2 separate regions of the Homo sapiens genome follow, and region 1 is linked to region 2. Evidence: read pairs that join two places in POLR2A ChIA-PET (ENCODE). Cell type or tissue: GM12878. All regions are shown on one strand.

Region 1 (2,500 bases), 210 kb before region 2:
CACGACACAGTAAAAAAAATCTTTAATTTATATGAGTCAGACTTGAAGTCTCTTATGTGCAAAGCTGTGCTGAAAAGACATGTCGTAGGGACAGTTCTACAACCCCACCTTTCTTCCCTTGCCGCTACATGCCTGTCTTCCTGCTTAATCCTGCTGCCATGTAAAAACAGCTGCCTCTCACTTGTCCCCCACTTGACCTTATTTTATCTGATGCTTTAAAATCCCATTTCACGCAGTCAAAGCTAGCAAAGAAGATAAAGCAGGATTTAGAAGAAGATGGATAATAGAAGGGAAAGGAAGAAAAGCTTTCCTGTGATAAAAATCTGGAAATCTAACCACCAAATTGTAACGTAATTTATATGGGAAAATTCATTTTTGTTTTCTACACAACCAGAACATCAATAAAACACTTTGAAAGGTAACCTGTTTGTAAATTGAGGAACTTCTATGCTTATACTTCCACATGGAGGCATGAAGACTGAGTCACAACGGCAAAAAAAAAAAAAAAACTCCTCAAGATTGATACTTAGACCCATTTAGCAAGGAGGCCTTCTTTTTCTTGAAAATAAATATTATATTGAATTCCATTTACGTATAGTTAATGCTGGCCAGTTTGTGGAGATTGTGGAAAAGCAAAAAAAAAAAAAAAAATGTTAGCACAGGCTTCAAGGGACAATTCTAAAGACCTTCAAGACAGTGACTTCAAGTAGCTTTTTTCCCTCATCTATCACTGACACAAAAATATGTGAAACAGATGGTGGTTCTTGGCTATATATAGTTTTTGTTGAAACTTGTTAAAAACAGTTTGGATCATGATTAAGAAATCTTACCACCTCTTAGCTGAAACATACCCCAAGGTTTTTCTTAGAAGGTGTTAGAAAGGCAGCTGATGATTATAGTCAATGTTTCCTTCTTCTACAAATAAAAAAAAATCTAAAACCACCAATGGCCTTCTGGATACAAGCAAATAAATACACAAAATCAAAGACAACTGGGAGATGTTCATAACTAGTCTAGTTTTTTTATTGAATAAACAGCTGTACTTTGGGTTATTGACATACATATACATTATATGAACTCTTACTTTGACTTAACTTTTTTCTTGCATGAGTCATTGTAGTCATTAGACTGTTTACTGTTTCCTGTTTTGCCCTCCTGGGTGCTGAGTAGATTGACACGTCTTTGCTCCCTTGTGTTTGAATGGGGCTGTGTGATTCATTTGAGCCAGAGAGTTGTGAACAGTGTGTGGTGTGGCTCCCCTGGGCCTGTGCACTTAAGTACCAATGCCAGACCGCAAAAAATTTTTTGTTCCTTTGTCACATTAACCAGAAACAAGTAAGATAGTGGCCACTCTTGCAGCTGAGTTCCTTGACTGACCACAAGAAGCAAAGTTTCATTACCGAACTGTCGTGGACATGCATCAGGAGTGAGAAATAAAGCTGTATTGTTTTAAGCCCTGAAAGTTTTTAGTTTGTTTATTACTGTAGTGTAATCTAGCTTACCCTGACTGATACAGATCATGCTGAAGTCACTGGCAATAAAGCAACAGCCAATGACTTGCCAATGGAAAGGCAGAGAAAAGGAAGGTCTATTCCCAGAGAGAGCATTGCTTTTTCCACGTGAAACAGGACAAAAAAGCAAACAAACAACAAAACAAAAAACAAGTATTCCCAGGCATATATCTGCAATGCTACAGCTGTCCTTTAAGAATGACTCTCTTAATTATGCTCTCGTGATTGCCAAAACATAGAAGCCACTGGAACGAATTTGAGTAAAAAGGATTATGGGATCATTAGGATCTCATAAGTGAAGAAAATCTTAGGAGGTGGAGGAAAAAAACATTAAAAGAAAAACACGTAAGAAAATTAGAGAACCAGTTCAGGAAGTTGACTGGGATTTCTACAAGAAAGAAAAATGAAGGAGATAAATTAGGAATTAAATATAGTTTTCTAGAAATGAAGTTTTTAAAATTTCAGATTGAAAAAAATCCACTGAATTCTCTGCATAAAGATTGAAACCTAACAAGATACACCATGCTGAAATATCAGAATACTGGTGACCACGAGAGGATTCTAAAAAGTCTAGGAGAAACAGGGGTAGGAAGAAAGAAACTGAGAGAGAGGAAAAAGAAAGAAAGGAATGAAGGAAGGAGAAGAGAGAAAGGGAGAAGAAGAGAGGGAGGGAGGAAGGATGGAAGGAAAAAAGAAAGGAAGGAAGGAAGGAAGGAAGATTTCTGACAAAGCATCAATAATCATAATGCATTCTGTATTAGGATGGCATTAGGTGTTGTGTAAAATAGAATCAAACTATAAAATAGCTCAAACATATTAGTTTATTTCTTGTTCAGGTAAAAATCCAAAGTTTCTAGTTAATGGGCAGTTTTTATTTAGTACATCAGGGACTAAGGAACTTTCTTATATTGGGGGTTTCTGTTCTCTAGAATGTCATTATCACCACATTCAGCTGGAAAAATGGTGGGGGGAAGTATGTAGGAAACGTA
Region 2 (2,500 bases):
TCTGTCTCTGTCTCATTCTCCATCTTTCTCTATACAAAATTGATACTCACTTTACAGATGAGGAAATTAATTTGGGGAGATTAAGAAACTTGCTCGAGGTTACTCAAAAACAATCAACCTTTAGAGGCCCCTCCTTTTTTTTTTTTTTTTTTTTTTTTTTTGAGATGAGGTATCATTCTATTGCCCAGGTTGGAGTGTAGTGGCTCTATCATGACTCACTGCAGCCTCAACTCCCAGGCACAAGCGATCCTCACCCTCAGCCTCCTGAGTAGCTGGGACTACAAGTGTGCACCGTTATATTCAGCTGTATTTTTTATTTTGTGTAGAGACAGGGGTCTCACTATGTTGCCCAGACTGGTCTCAAATTCCTGGCTCAAACAATCCTCCTGCCTCAGCCTCCCAAACTGCTGGGATTATAGGCATGATCCATGGCACCTGGCCAAGACCCTGTTTTTTTCACTACAACATACTTCTGCATGCCTAATTCAAAACATATATATAGTGTGTGTGTATAGAGAGAGATATGTTAGGTGTTATATATATATATATGTAAAATTTTTTTTCCCTGATCAAATCCCCAAATCTTAAAACTCAGATTACCGTGTCTTTGGGTCAAAATTTTTTACTGGTGTCTATGGTTCCTTACGTCACAATTCACAGATCTCTCCATTGAAACATTGAAAAAGTTGTTTTGTTCTCCAAAAATAAACAAAACCCACCATAGGGAGGTCTTTTGAGAAGCCCCTGTGAAGAGGGTCTCCCTGAGGCAAGTGGTGAGCTGCATGGGTGCCTTTCCATCTTTCTGGCTTTGCCCTCTGTGGTTTTTGCAGGCTGAGAGGGGCAGTGGAAAGAGCACTGGGTTGGGTTGGGTAACCGGGGCTCCTGTCAGCAGGTGATGATCGTGGACTACTCATTTCAACTTTGAGTCTCAGTTTTTTCATTTGCAAAATTATCAAAATTTCTTTTTCAGATCTGAATCTCTTACTGGAGCTACCATAGGGCTGGAGGGAGGAGAGTGGTACGTGTGTGTGTGTGTGTGTGTGTGTGTGTGTGTGTGTGTGTGTGTGCGCGCGCGCACATGGTGGGGAGGGGGAAACTGCATTTGCTGGGGGACTGCAGGAGGAGGAAACCTTAGCCATTGACAGGAACTTGTCTACCTGAAAGATGGTTCAGTCCCCAAGGTGGCATAAGCCAGGGTTTTTTGGCGCCCATCTTGTCTTAATATCTCCAGCTTCACTTTTGCTTCTGGATTTCAAGGAAAATGAATCTATTTTAATTGCAGAAGTCATTTAAAATGGTTGAATTTTAAAATATAATCTTGTCAGATCACATGAAATTTTATTTGGAGAATATAAGAAGTTACAGATATTTTATCCTGACATATGAAGTTGAGGAGCTCTTTCATAATCGAATTTATGTCTATTAATATAAAGCATTCAACTCTACTCTCATCGGAGGGGATTATGCTATTTAGACTTGATGAATGAAGTAAAAGATCAATTCCAAACATGTATACAACTGCACATTTTAAATTATTGATTTCTTTCTCAGCAAGCAGGAGCTTAATTTCCTATTTATTATATTTTGATTGAAGAGACGACAAAATATTCACTGACCAGTAGAATGTGAGACCTAAAGTTTACTGTACTGTATAAACTTTTTAAGCTTCTAGTGTCCATATGCATAAAATGTTGTAAAGATCATATCATTAATCATTTAATAAACACATAAATGAGAGCTAATATTATGTCATTTCATGATCTGAGCCCAGCTGCCTAGATTTTGACTAGTGATGTTAAGAAAATCACCATATGACTGCAAGTTTGCATTGGTTACTCAAGCACCTGTAGTCTCTGGAGTCCACATAGAGGGCATACACTTAAACTCTTTTTCCTAGCTGGAGGTAAGGTGCTCTGAGCTGTATTCTGGGAAAAGGAATTAGGGAGGGGAGAGCCAGATTTCAAGCATACTCATTTCACTCAAAAGAGCTCTCTCAAGATGCTGAATCTGTGACTGTTATCATCTCCAATCCGCTGAGCCAACTGAACCAGATAAGTAGCTAGACAGCAATAAATCCCATCTTCCGCCCAAGACAGTTGTAGATTTCTAGTTGTAGAATACAGGGGAGCCTCTTCCTTCTGATAGTTTTCTCTCAGTCCCTGGGAAACTCAGCAAAAAAAGTCTGCCTGCAGAGATATGCCTTGGACTCTGCCTCTGGCAGCCCATCAGAGGACGAGACTTCTAAGGGCCCTGTTGTAAGAATTTCTGCTGCAGATCACAGAGACTTATGTGCTGGAAACTGATACCAGAAGCACCCCAGCTGGTCTTAACTCCCATGATAGAACAGAAGACCAGAGGTGACTTTTTACATAACTGGGTCCCCATCCATTCTATTTTAAATTCCACCTGGATGCTACAAGTGTGGAACAGAGCACAGGCTTGTGACCACTGGCTCTTAGGAGGGGGTGGAGAATGGCATTCTGGATAGCCTGCTGTCCTT

What was found. ChIA-PET counts read pairs that join two places held together with the same protein. Peaks named below come from ENCODE experiments on the same cell type or tissue, not always from the same donor. Only the 100,000 strongest peaks of a DNase experiment are listed, where the experiment ranks them.
Region 1: POLR2A ChIA-PET joins it to region 2 with 13 read pairs; 2 of 35 experiments call an interaction of 5 or more read pairs at or near these places.

Annotation. Positions count from the first base shown.
Region 1 is chr7:121,529,312-121,531,811 of GRCh38, reverse strand. No RefSeq gene overlaps it. Among named protein-coding and RNA genes, the nearest start is that of FAM3C, 130 kb to the right of the region's middle. In GM12878, no CTCF peak of the experiment used is centred here; DNase peaks (open chromatin) are centred at 781 and 1,331; H3K27ac peaks cover 1,583 bases.
Region 2 is chr7:121,323,700-121,326,199 of GRCh38, reverse strand. It overlaps a transcript of WNT16 not described here. Among named protein-coding and RNA genes, the nearest start is that of WNT16, 4.0 kb to the left of the region's middle. In GM12878, no CTCF peak of the experiment used is centred here; no DNase peak of the experiment used is centred here.